2 separate regions of the Homo sapiens genome follow, and region 2 is linked to region 1. The links are chromatin loops, found by intact Hi-C in ENCODE. Cell type or tissue: OCI-LY7. All regions are shown on one strand. Links, peaks and the distances in the headings refer to the core of each region. The heading gives the core; the rest is flanking DNA.

The links. Hi-C counts contacts between places; a loop is a spot of excess contacts. Peaks named below come from ENCODE experiments on the same cell type or tissue, not always from the same donor. Only the 100,000 strongest peaks of a DNase experiment are listed, where the experiment ranks them.
Region 2: it touches region 1 in a loop (4-fold over the local background); 5 of 110 quality-filtered maps call a loop at or near these places.

The regions. Positions count from the first base shown.
Region 1 is chr2:84,815,397-84,819,396 of GRCh38, forward strand. DNAH6 (dynein axonemal heavy chain 6) reads left to right here. Exons shown (of 77, transcript NM_001370.2): 76 at 465-687; 77 at 3,909-4,000. Among named protein-coding and RNA genes, the nearest start is that of TRABD2A, 64 kb to the right of the region's middle. RefSeq lists an enhancer at 1,855-1,904 and a silencer at 2,055-2,204. In OCI-LY7, for the core only: no CTCF peak of the experiment used is centred there; DNase peaks (open chromatin) are centred at 1,435 and 2,055; H3K4me3 peaks cover 772 bases; H3K27ac peaks cover 1,888 bases.
Region 2 is chr2:84,884,721-84,895,125 of GRCh38, forward strand. LOC105374837 (a long non-coding RNA gene) reads left to right here and starts at 4,250. Exons shown (of 3, transcript XR_940309.3): 1 at 4,250-4,303; 2 at 4,766-4,850. RefSeq lists enhancers at 4,070-4,139, 4,150-4,249. In OCI-LY7, for the core only: no CTCF peak of the experiment used is centred there; DNase peaks (open chromatin) are centred at 4,291 and 4,736; H3K4me3 peaks cover 1,455 bases; H3K27ac peaks cover 1,561 bases.

The DNA of each region.
Region 1 (4,000 bases), core at 1-4,000:
GCACCGGTGGAGACATCCAATCACATCACAGGAATCTGATGGGCAGGGTCTCTCCCTCTCCCTCTTTCTTATTTAATACAAACATTTAAAAGTAAGCATAATTTTTAAAAAAGAGAGAAAGAACAAAAAGGAATTGTCCATGGGCACTCTGCAAATATTATTGCAGATATATAATCTGTCTTCTAGGAGGGCATCCAAATCCTTGAAAAACCTTGCTAAGAATAACAGACGATGATCTCAGTACTCCTCCACCTCCCATGAAAAGGGGAAAAGTCATCACATTATTATTACATTTTTTTGCCTCTCAGAGCCTCAGGATTGACCTCTCTAAAATGTGAATAATAACAGCAATGTATAGAGTGTTTTTTAGAATTACCTGGTGAGGATGTGGGACATAGGAAGTGGCTCACACCTGCTGATCCCTTTTCCCCCATCTCACTTTGAGACTTGTGGGTATCTTTCAGTTGCCCTCTCCTGAGGATGGTGTTCTTGTTCATGGGATGTTCATGGATGCTTCTCGATGGGATGATAAGGAGATGGTGATAGAAGATGCATTGCCCGGACAGATGAATCCAGTGCTGCCTGTGGTGCATTTTGAACCACAACAAAACTATAAGCCAAGCCCAACACTTTACCACTGCCCACTTTATAAAACAGGAGCCCGGGCAGGAACACTCTCAACCACAGGTGAGGATGTTCTTAAGATTAGTTCAAATAATGACCAAATGCAATCTTCAATCAAAGTCCAAACACTAAGCTGTGATTGGCTCAAGATCTCCCTTGGGCCAATAAACTAGACTTAAAATGAAGCCACCTATAACATACAAAATTCGTAAATGTAATTATAAATTCTATTTGTTCTGAGTATAGATTAATATTATAGAATTAATTCTTGCTTCTATTAGAATCCAAGGAGTAGAAAATAGAGTTTAACAAGTAGAGACTTCCACTTTCAAAATGGCGGCCTGAATAGACACGAAAATCTCTTTTTTCTCACTAAATCCATTTTTACTCATCATAAAAGAAATTTTAAAATAAATGAATAGGCCGGGAAAGGTGGCTCACCCCTTTAATCCCAGCACTTTGGGAGACCGAAGCAGATGAATCACCTGAGGTCAGGAGTTCAAGACTAGCCTGACCAACATAGTGAAACCCTGTCTCTACTAAATACAAAAAATTAGCCAGGCATGGTGGCGGGTGCCAGTATTCCCAACTACTTGGGAGGCTGAGGCAGGAGAATCACTTGAACCTGGGAGGCGGAGGTTGCAGTGAGCCAACATTGGGCCACTGCACTCCAGCCTAGGTAACAAGAGCGAAAACTCCATCATAAATAAGTAAATAAACAAATGAATAAATGGACAGCCCTGATGCAAAACTCTGAGTGCATCTGAAACTGAGATACAGCCCTGAAAAAAGAAACCAGACAGAAAGAAAGCCACCTCAACAGATACACCAAGGGACAGCTGAAGAATGAGAAGAGAGAATGAACTGGGAAAATCGCCTTGAATACAGCACAGTGAGAGGGGAAAGAAGTGACCCTGTGGAAGGAGCCAGAAATTGCAACATTTTTCTTGTTTTCTAGGTAACCTGAAAGGAGAAAATAAAGAATGGAGGAGAGAGAATGTTTGAAAAAATAATGGCTGGTAATTTCCCAAAACTAAAGAAACACTTGAATCATTAGATTGTGAGGTCTCACAAAGTGGAAGGAATGATTTTTAGCAACCTACAAGTAATCAAATCTTCAAAGAAACCTAGATATACCAAAGTGATACTTAAGACTGTCAGAGACCAAAAAAAAAAAATGCTCAAAATAACCAAAGAGAAGAGACAATGTATAATATATGCTGGAACTGAAATCCCAGAGAATGAGAATCAGATTGATATCAGTCAACTCCCATTATCCACCGTGCATATAAAAAGATAATGGAGAATCACCTTCAAAGGGTTGAGGGAAAATACCTTTGAACCAGAATTCAAAACACAACCAAACCATCTTTCAAAAGGGAAGTGAATAAAGACAGTTTTGAACATACAGAGGCGCTAAATTAATCATCACTGACCTTCTATTTTGAAAACAATCCAGCTGTCTAGCCAGGTGTGGTATCATGTGTCTGTAGTCCCAGCTACTCAGGAGGCTAAGGTGGGAGGATCACTTGAGCCCAAGAGTTCAACACCAGCCTGGGCAACATAGTGAAACCCCCATCTCAATTAAAAAAAAAAAATCCAACTGTCTTTGTTTGTGTTTGTGTTGCTATAAAGGAATACCTGAGGCTGAGTAACTTTAAAGAAAAGTTTATTTGGCTCATGGTTCTGCAGGCTGGTGCCAGCATCTGCTTCTGGTGAGAGCCTCAGGATGCTTCCACTCATAGCAGAAGACAAAAGGGAGCTGGTGTTTAGAGGTCCCATGGCAAGAGAGGAAGTAGGCAAGATGGGAGGGAGGCGCCAGACTCTTTAACAAGCAGCTCTCGCAAGAACTAATAAAGTGACAGCTCACCCCCCATTCCAAGGAGTATTAATCTACTCATCAGGGATCTGACCCCCATCAGCCAAACACCTTCCATTAAGCCCCATCTCCAACATTGGGGATCAAATTTCAACATGAGATTTGGAGGGATCAAACATCCAAACTATAGAAGCCTGGCATAAAGAATTCTTACAAATCAGTAAGGAGAGGGGACCAACAAACTAACATTATCTGAAACTGTGACAGAAACCCCATCTTGTACAAGGATCAAAAGAAACTCTTTTTCAGCTATTTAAAAGAGGGGTAGTCCTATGTAGTAGTCATCAATGGCCACTAATATCCCAAAAAAGAAAGACAATCAGACATAATGTGCTTCCTGATAGAAGTACCTACTACCTAAGAATTATTCTTGCCATAAAACTCAAACCTGCCAGCCTGGGCAAGATGACGAGACCCCGTCTCTACAAAAAATACAAAAATTAGCAAGGTGTGGTGCACACGCCTGTAGTCCCAGCCGCTTGGGAGACTGAGGCAGGAGGATCGCTTGAGTCCAGTTCAAGTCTGCAGTTAGCCATAATCAAACCACTGCACTCCAGCCTGGGCAAAAGAATGAGACCCTATCTCAAAAAAAAAAAAAAAAAAAAAAAAAAAAAGGGAAAAAAAACCTCAAACCTGAATGTAGTCACGCCTCTAGATCTAACCACCCCTTACAGGAAGAGAGGAATATATTTAAAATCACCACAGCAGTGCTGTCATAAAATCCAGATTCTGGGAAACTTAACAGGACAAACAGTCTGGTTGTTTCAACAAATATATTACAAGGGGGCGGCAAAAGAAGCAGAGGGAAACCTACCAATTGAAAGATTTAAGAGACACATCACTGTTGCAAGATATGAAACTCATTTGAATCCTGGTTATTAAGAAATTATTAGGCTGGGTGCAGTGGCTCATGCCTGTAATCCCAGCACTTTGGGAGGCCAAGGCAAGCGGATCATTTGAGGCCAAGAGTTTGAGACCAGCCTAGCCAACTGGTGAAACCCCGCCTCTACTAAAAATACAAAAATTAGCCAGGCATGGTGGTACGCACCTATAGTCCCAGCTACTCAAGAGGCTGAGGTAGGAGAATCACTTGAACCCAGGAGGGCAGAGGTTGCAGCAAGCTGAGATCACGCCACTACACTTCCAGCCTGGGTGATAGAGTGAGACCCTGTCTCGAAAAAAAAAATTCTATGAAGTCTAAGCTGGACAAGTCCTAAAGAATTATTTGTTCTAAAATCTTCATTTTATAGAGCATAAAACAGACCCATAAAGGACTATTTGTCCAGCATCTTTAGGGGCAAGTCAGGCCTGGAACCCAGATGTCTTGACTCTTTGTAGCCTCTCTCTTTGTATGAGGAAGTTATTCTCTTAAGTAACAACCTTTTTTTCCTATATCCTTAATTAGGACATTCAACCAATTTTGTGGTAACCGTCCTGTTACCCTCCAAGCGGTCCAAAGACTACTGGATTGCCAAGGGATCAGCTTTGCTCTGCCAG
Region 2 (10,405 bases), core at 2,516-6,515, 72 kb after region 1:
ATGAATTCTGCCAACAACCTAAGAGAGCTCAGGAGCAGATCCCTCTCCAGTTGAGCCTCCAATGAAAATCCAGTCCTAGCCAACAACACCCTGACTGTAGCCTTGTGAGACCCTAAGCAGAGGACTCAATTAAGCTCTGTCTACACTCCTGATCCAAAGCAACTGGGAAAATAAATGTGTGCTGTTTTAAGCCACCAGGTTTGTGGTAATTTGTTGCAGCAGCAATAGATAACTAATACACCAGGGGAAGTGGGATGCTAAGCACATTCCCAGGAGTTCCAGCATGGTGCTCGGCCAGCAGGCTGTGTCCGTCCTCAAGGTGAGCAGTTGAAGACCTAAGTTGATGGAGGTGTGGAAACACCTACTCCCTCCACTGCCAGGTGTGCAGGCTCCGTGCATTCTTGGAAAGGGGCTGAATGTTGCCACACTCCCTCGCCCACCCAGTGTTGGCACAAGAATTTCTAAGTAGGAAAGAGTGGCAAGTATGCCAAAGCTGCATTTGCTTTGCAGCACACTGCTTGTACCAGATTGTGAAAAAGAGAAAACATCCCTGGACAGCTGGGAACTGGTCTGGTTTTATCAGTCAGGCCTTGGTGTTGCTACAAGCTGGCCTGGCACTCACAGCTAAGCCATGGTGTTCTCCTGTTGAACATAAACAACTTCACAGAGCATCAACATCAGACAAGGCCACTCTGTGATGAATGAAGATGAAAGCAAAACCCCTCCATAATCACATCTCAACACAGACAAAACATGAACATTGGCCAAGTCACAAGAAAGGGTGTCCAGTCATCCGCCTCTTCTGACTAAGGAGTGATGGCTGCTCCTTTACCAAGGCCAGTTTTCACCTCCATTCATTTCTCCCACCTCATAGATGAGATACGTTAAGATTCTATTTGGGGATAAATTAAGATCCCCCAAAATTCATACATTAATCCCCTAACCCCTAGTGCTTCAGAATGTGACTGTATTTGAAGATAAAGTCTTTAAATCGATGATTAAGTTAAAATTAGGCTGTAAGGATGGGCCCTAATCCAATCTGACTGGTGTCCTTATAAAAAGAGGAAATTTGTGCCAAGTATGGTGGCTCATACCTGTAATCATAGCACTCTGGGAGGCCAAGGCAGAAAGATGGCTTGAGCCCAGGAGTTCGAGATCAGCTTGGGCAACAAAGGGAGACACTGTCTCTACAAAAAAAAAAAAAAAAAAAATTAGCCTGGCATGGTAGTGCATGAATGAGGTCCCAGCTACTCAGGAGGCTGAGGCTGGAGGATCCCTTGTGCCTGGGAGATCAAGACTGGAGTGAACCATGGTCTCCACTGTACTTCAGCCTGTGCAGCAGAGTGAGGCCCTGTCTCAAAAAAAAAAGAAGAGAACAGCACGGACTGCATACACAGAGGGGCAACCATGTGAGTAACACAGAAAGAAGGCAGTCATCTGCAAGCCAAGGAGCGAGGCCTCGGAGAAGAGACCTGCCAACACTTTGATCTCAGACTTGCAGCATCCAGAACTGTAAGAAAATAAACTTCTGGGCTGGGCACGGTGGCTCACACCTGTAATCCCAGCACTTTAGGAGCCCAAGGCAGGCAGATCACCTGAGGTCAGGAGTTGGAGACCAGCCTGGCCAAAATGGTGAAACCCCGTCTCTACTAAAAATACAAAAATTAGCCAGGTGTGGTGGCATGCACCTGTAATCTCAGCTACTCAGGAGGCTGAGGCAGGAGAATCACTTGAACCCAGCAGGCAGAGGTTATAGTGAGCCGAGATTGCACCACTGCACTCCAGCCTGGGCAACAGAGCAAGGCTCTGTCTCAAAAAAAGAAAAGAAATGTCTGTGTTTAAGCCACCCAGTCTGGGGTATTTTTTATGGCATCCCAAGCTGACTAATACTTGATAGCACCCAACCCAGAGCAAAGCCCCACTTCCTTGAACTCTCCCCCAAATCACCTGACAAGTCCAAATCCTATAACAAGCCCTCCTAACACCTTCTTCCTGATATGCCCTACAATTCCCCAAAATATGAGAAAATTTGGACACACAAAAGACACACATCAAGAGAATTCTCCCTCATCGCAAAGAGCAATAAATCCAACTAATGCAATTTCAAGTGTGTCCCTGGTGGTCTATGGCTGAAGGGCATTGATCATTGTATGTCTACTTAGAGTGACGTTGGCCAGCCCCCATGCCATCCTTGTGCTTCCACTGGTCTCCTGCCCCTCCCCGCCCTGCATATGTGTCACATGGTGACACTATGCTAGGTGAATGCTCACTTGCTCCTAGAAGCCGGGTGCAATGCTGGTGCCTGTACAAAGGAGTCCTGACAGAAAGAGCTTCATAATATGTCGAGATGAACTGGGGCCTCCCAGGAGGGCACAGGAAAAACAATGGGTGGTCACTGTTCAGCTAGCTTCAGGTTTTTGCCTCGCTATTTGGGAGACACCAGCAGAAGGAAAGAGCTGAATTGCTGGACATTGGAAGAAAAAGGGTTTTTTTTACCAGAGAGGGGCAGAAGGGTGAAGAAGCTAGAGGCAAGGAGACTGGAGACACCCATTAAGGGGAAAGACAGCAGAGATGTTGACAAGGGGGTTTTGTGATGGCTTACTGTTGAAAATTTTCAAGAAATTTCCAGTGATATTTAAATTACACACCATTCCTTTAGAGGTGGGTTTTAGATCTCTGACAGTTGGCATAAGGTTTCACTGTGGGCACAGAGAAGAGAGAAGGCCTTCCACAGGGGGCCCAGCAACACACGAGTGACAATGAGCTAAACATTTAGTTTTCACTATGAGTAAACAAGTAAACAAAACTAGGAATTTTTTCTAAAAGTGGCCTGAATGATCGGTGAGTTCTTACAAGGCAGGGGAGTGATTGTTCTATAAAACCTTTAAAAGCTCTAACTTGCAGCCAGGCACGGTGGCTCACGCCTGTAATCCCAGCACTTTGGGAGGCCGAGGTGGGTGGATCACCTGAGGTCAGGAGTTTGAGACAAGCCTGGCCAACATGGTGAAACCACATCTCTACTAAAAATACAAAAATTAGCCGGGCATATTGGCTCATGCCGGGTAGTCCCAGCTACCCGGGAGGCTGAGGCGGGAGAATTGCTTGAACCCAGGAGGCAGAGGTTGTGGTAAGCCAAGATCATGCCATTGCACTCCAGCCTGGGTGATGGAGTGAGACTCTGTCCCAAAAAAAAAAAAGCTCTAACTTGCTATCCAATGCATACCCTGCATCTTTTCTAGAAACTGCTTCATTCATTTATGCAACACCCTTATCGAATACCTGAACAGTTCAGTGCCAAGTGAGGGTTTATACAGATGACTGTGGCTGGGTGCAGTGGCTCCCGCCTATAATTCCAATGCTTTGGGAGGCCGAGGCGGGCAGATCCCCTGAGGTCAGTAGTTCGAGACCAGCCTGGCCAACATGGTGAAACCCCGTCTCCACTAAAATTACAAAAATTGGCAGGGCGTGGTGGCATATGCCTGCAGTCCCAGCTACTCAGGAGGCTGAGGCAGGAGAATCGCTTGAACCCAGGAGGCAGAGGTTTCAGTGAGCCGAGATCACGCCACTGTACTCCAGCCTGGGCAACAGAGTGAGACTCTATCTCAAAAAAAAAAAAAAAAAAAAGTGACTGTGACAGGCATGACTCCTGGCCCCACGGAGCTTTCTATCAAGAGCTGTTATTGCTGGTTGCACATTAGAATCATCTGGAGAGCTTTTACAATGACCAAAACCTGGGCCTCACCCTGATTAACTAACTCAGCATTTCTGGGGGGGTGTGGCCCCAGCATCAGCATCCTTAAAGCTGCCCTGGCATTTCTAATATGCAGCCAAGATTGAGAGACAGAAATTTCACAAAAAGGAAATTACAGGATGGTAGTGTGGGTGGTGTGATGAGGGTCCATGACAGCCCATGACCCCACCGTCATTCTAGGGAGAGTTTCTACAGGAATGTCAACTAAACAGAAACCTCAGATCTGAGTAAGAGTTAACCAGAAAGCAGCATTCCAGTGAGAAAGAACAGCAGAGACAAAGGCCTTGAGGCATGAGAGAGAGTTGGCTGTGTTCATGGAATTCAGTCTTGTTGCACATAGATCAAGGCAGGTAAGGGTAAGCCAGAGAGATAGCAGGAGCTGGAAGTGAAGGGCCCCAGAGCTGAGATGAGGAGTTTGGCCCATATCTTGAAGACGTGGCAGAGCCATCAAAGTGTTTTAAGCAGGGGAATTGTGTAATCATACATACACTTTAGAGAGATCACTCAGACAGCAGCACGGAAGGGAAGCTGGAGAAAGTGAAAGCAGAAGTGGTAAGACAGTGAGGGGACATGAGAGGGACCTGCACCAGGCTCTGGCAGGGGTCAAAGAGAAGTGCTATCATAAAAGTAAAATCCACCGCACTTGGAGGTTAATTGGATGTAGGCAAGAGGGAGAACAAGAAACTTCCCGGAATTAGCACCCAGAAAGGGCCTCTAGACCACACCCTCTGGCCTCAACTCCACAGCCACAGTGCTGGTGGTGATGGAGGGTGAATACTCATAAGACCCCCAGTTTCATCAGCGTTTCAGTGGTCCTTCAGGCAACAAGAGAAGCAGGGGGAAAGGGAGTCTATCTCTCACTTCCTCCAAGATTAGGAACATCAGCTTCTTCTAGATCCCCCAGACTCTTTTACCCCAGCCTCCCCCTGAAGTCTCTTGAACTCCCACTGTCCTCTAGTCTTGCCTGCCTTTAGTAGAGTATCACCATCTCACGCAGTTTCCTTTTGTCCTGAGCACTGTGAAAAGGACTTGGGCCCCGGAAGCAGACAGAACTGGAGTCACATCTTGTCTGTGCCACTTACTAGCTGTGTGATCTTAGGTAAGTCACATAACATCTCTGAACTTTATCTTCTTCATCTGCAAAATGGGAATCAGAATATTTGTCTTGCAGGGATGTTGTAAAGACAATAACTAATGTAATATATAAAGAGCCAAGCAGAATATATGAAAACTGACAAAACATAATACACATAATGTAGAAAGCTCCTAATTTTTAAAAAAGAGAAAGAAAAAGGGTTATCAGGCTATTTGGGAAATCGGCAGAGATCATAAAAAGACAAAAAAAAAAAAGAGAGAGAGGAGTAAGAGGAGAAAGAAAAGGAGGGAAAGAAGAAAATGAGAGAGGGAAAGGAGAAATATAATAGTGCATGAAGAAATGAAAAAATACTCACTAGCTAATGAAATAAAAGCAAATTAATGTGGGAGATGGATAACGATGATAGCCTGACAATGTGAATGTACTTAATAGCACTGAACTGAACACTTAAAAATGATTAAAATGGTAAATTTTATGTTATGTATATTTTACCACAATTTTTTTAAATAAAATAATGTTTAAAAGCAAATTAAAACAGGTACATTTCCACCTCTCAAACTGGCAAAAATAGAAGCATGGCAATATGCAATAGGAAAGTAAAAGCATTTTGTTTTGTTTCAGTTTTATTTTGTTGTTGTTGTTGTTGTTGTTTGAGATCAAGTCTCACTCTGTTGCCCAGACTGGAGTTCAGTGGCGCGATCTCGGCTCACTGCAACCTCCCCCTCCCAGGTTCAAGTGATCTTGTGCCTCAGCCTCCAGGGTAGCTGGGACTACAGGCATGAGCCAATATGCCCGGCTAATTTTTGTATTTTTAGTAGAGATGTGGTTTCACCATGTTGGCCAGGCTTGTCTCAAACTCCTGACCTCAGGTGATCCACCCACCTCGGCCTCCCAAAGTGCTGGGATTACAGGCGTGAGCCACCGCACCCAGCTGTGAAAGCTTTTTGTAAGGCAGTTAGCACCTAGAAATTCCAGGAAAGGAATCTGTTCTTGGGAAATATTGACTCAATACACACGCGCATACAGACCGCAGTTAGGGAATCAGTGAGCTGGTCACTGAAACATTAAAACAATGAAACAATCCTTAGAATTTGAAAGTTACAAATGCGGTAGATCTGCAGACTCTAGAATGAGAAGACAGCAAATTAATGACTTATCTGGGGAGGGAGTGAGATGGGTGTGGGGTGGGGGAGGGAAGGAAAGAGGGTCTTTCTGCTTCTACTCTGTACGCTTCTGTATTTCTGATTTTTTTTTTTTTTTTTTTAAATAACAAGTACAAGCCAGGCACAGTGGCTTACGCCTGTAATCCCAGCTCTTTGGGAGGCCGAGGTGGGCAGATCACCTGAGGTCAGGACTTGGAGACCAGGCTGGCCAATATGGCAAAACCCCGTCTCTACTAAAAATACAAAAATTAGCCAGACATGGTTTCAGGCGCCTGTAATCCCAGCTACTCGGAAGGCTAGTCAGGAGAATCGCTGGAACCCAGGAGGCAGAGGCTGCAGTGAGCCGAGATCTCGCCACTGCACTCCAGCCGGGGCCACAGAGCAAGACTCTGCCATCTCAAAAATACATACATACATATGTACATACATACATACATAAAATAACAAGCACATCTTTGATAATCTCTTAAATTTTAATGATTTTTTTAAAACTGGCTACTTCTTGAGCATGTATTATGTGGCCACTCCAATTGAGAGTGTGCCTTATACTTCAAAACATAACAATCTACTGATTCTTCCTAATGCCTGAAGAACTTCCCACAGCGTGGCTTGTTTGCCATTTTTCATGATCATAAATAATGCTGCAGGGAATAGGGCAGTGAAGAAAATGAATGTTGCAGAAAACCTCAGGATTACCATTCTTGTTAGTCCAACTCGTTCATTAGTAACAGTGGCCTCAAGAGCTGAGCCCCCATGCCTGGCCAGTCTTTCCAAGAGATGCAACATGCTAACAGCAACCCCTGCCCTGATCTGGCTGGCTGACTGCCGTGACCTCCACTTGGCCCCCGAGGCCCCATCAGCTATCGGAATACTGTCCTGGCATCTGGCAACTGGTCATTTTATGACCTGGGTAAAGGAAGTGTGGGGTGTTCTTTCCTTCTTCCTTCTTTCTTGCCAGAGATCTGTTGTTTCCTGGGTAGGAAGTTCCTTTTGCCACATGAATGGCGATCAATACGGGGCCTGGCCTCACAGACTAATCTTAGTGGCCTTAGCTGAGGAAGACTGTCTGCCCAGGTCCCCTCCCCCTGCAGACCATAGGGCGCCGTGGCCATGGGAGCGTCAAAGATCTGCTTTCCTTCTTGTGATGGCCCCTGTAGAACTTCCTCATGGGCCAGAATCCCGGCTTAAAAGGGAGCCTCTCTCCAAAAGTGCATGAACACGCTTATTCCAAGGAAAGGTCTTTCTCTACTAAGAAAAATACGCTTTACAGCCTCCCAGAAATGAGGACAGCAATAATATTATTTTTTCCAGTTGGTGCTTGTATACATATATATACCGTTTTATTAAAATACGTTTTGGGCTTGAGACTTTATAGTTTTCATAAAATAACTGCCATGAACACGCCAGTCACCCAGTATCTCCACATAACAGGAGCCACCCTGTGTGCAGCCCTTGATCAGGGAAGCTTAGCACAGGGAGGTTAAGTTACTTGGCCAAGGTTGTACATCTAGTAGGTGTTGGATTCAAACTCACAAAGTCTACCTTTAGAGTCCAAACTTTCACCCATTTCCCTGTACTGCCACCTCTCACTACCAGCTAGCATTTTCTTTAAGAAGGAGATGTATTACATATATGAGGAAGAAGATATATATATTACTATATCCTCTTTTATATATAATATATATTATATTATATATATAAATATATATATAATTATATATAGATATATATAATTATATATAGATATATATATTCTATATTCTATATATATATAATATATAATATATAAATTATATATAGAATATATATTATATATAATATATTATATATATTATATATAATATATATATTATATATATTATATATAATATATATATTATATATATTATATATAATTTATATATATTATATATAGAATATATATTATATATAGAATATAGAATATATATAATATATATAGAATACAGAATATATATAGAATATAGAATATATATAGAATATATATTCATATATAGAATATATACATATATAGAATATATATTCATATATATGAATATATATTCTATATAGAATTTGAAATATATTCTACATAGAATATATATAATATATTAATATAATATATAGACAGTATATAATATAATATACAGACAGTATATAATATACAGACAGTATATAATATATAATATTATATATAATATTATATATAATATTATATAATATATTATATTATATATATTATATAATATATTATATTATATATAATATATGTAATATTATATATTATATTATACATAATATATTATATATAATATATTATATATAATATTATATATATTATATATAATATATATAATAATAATATTATAATATATAATATATAATAGTACAGTATATATTATATATATAATTCTATATATAATATATAGAATTCTATCTATTTATAATATATATAGAATTCTATATATAATATATAATATACAGAATTCTATATATATTATATATAGAAGTCTATATATTATATATTATATATTATATTCTATATATATTATAAATATATAGAATTCTATATATTTTATATTTATATTCTATGTTTAAATATAGAATATATAGATATATATAGATTTTATATATAGAACTCTATATAGATTATATATAGAACTCTATATATAGATATTATATATAGATATAAATACATATAGGATTCTATATATAATATCTATATATAAAATCTATATATAGAGCTCTATATATAATCTATATAGAGCTCTATATATAAAATCTATATAGAGTTCTATATATAATATATAGCAAGTTCTATATATAATATATATACAGTTCTATATATATTATATAGAGAGAGCATTCTCTATATATAATATATATAGAGTTCTATATAGAGAGCTCTATATATATTATATAGAGAGTGCTCTCTCTATATAATATATATATTATAATATTATATATATTATATATATTATATATTATATTATATATAATATATATAATATAATATATAATATATATAATAAATATAATATAATATATATTATATATATTATATATAATATATATAATATATATTATATATAATATATAATATATATTATATATATATTATATATATTATATATATTATAATATTATATATATTATATATAATATATAATAATATAATATAAATATTATAATATAAGAAGAAGACAAAAGAGTACAATGAACCCATATATAAATATCACCCAGCTTTTGAAGGATATAGTAACAGCTCCAGGACTAGAATTCCGTGGAACACAGTTTGGGAATCACCGTCCTAGGTCAATGTAAATGGCTCCTCCAGCATTTGATCAGAACACGGTAAGGGCCATCCAGGTAGTACCCAGGAGAAATCAGACCAGGTGCACAGAGGAAGCAGAGACAGTATACAGGGAGAGCAGAAGGGTCAGGAAAGCAGGCAAGGGAGAAACTCAGAGCTCCCGGGGGCGGCTGGCAGCAGTCTGGTTGCAGCCCTAGGGCATTCTTAGCCTAAGTCCCCTGGTGTGGACACTGCAAGGGACTACTCAGGTTCCCCTTCAAGAAAGGACTTGTCGAACCAGCTGGCTAGGAATGTTGCCAGCAGGTAGCCTCCAGGTGTCATTCTCTGTAGCACTGCCTTGGCTACAGAGAGCCACCTCGCCCTTACAGTCTCAGCCCATCTCAGCCCATCTGCTTCAGCGCATTAGCTTCAGAGGTCCCCTGCGGTGTTGGGGGTACTGAGGGTGTCATTAAGCCTACATTGTCTAGGTTGACTTCTCCTTCTCCCCAATCCCACTTCCTTCTTCTGCTTCAATAGGAGTGAATTCAAGGGAACTCCTTAATAAATATCCTGCACATTAAACCTGTCTGATTTTGCTTCCAGGGAAACCTAAACTGACATGCCCTTTTTGCTTAAGGGATCCCAAGTGAGTCTTTGTTCCTTGCAATCTAAAGAGGATAATTAACACAGTCACCCAGCCAGTCACCATATTGGGGCTGGGATCACTTTTACACTGTACTTCCTTTACAGAAAACATACAGACATTGGGACTAGAGAAAGAAAAAACACATGGGAGAGATTTTTAAATTGTATGCAGTATATCAGGGAAAGAGGTCAAAATGTACACACTAAGACCAATACTTAGGAAGAAAGAAAAACGCAGCTTGCTTTTTGTCTGGCAGTGCTTGGGTGCCCACACTGGCAGATGGGTAGTAAGTGAGCCGATTAAAGGAAACTCAGTCTCTTCCTGTTTGAAGCAGTCTGCTAAGGCTTCACTCAGTCTCCCCGCAGAAATGCTTGGTCTTGAGTGATTCCTTCTCTCTCTCCTCCCCAGAAAGGTTCAAGGCTCAGGGGCTTCCTTGCTTCATGGCTGTCAGGAAGAAGAG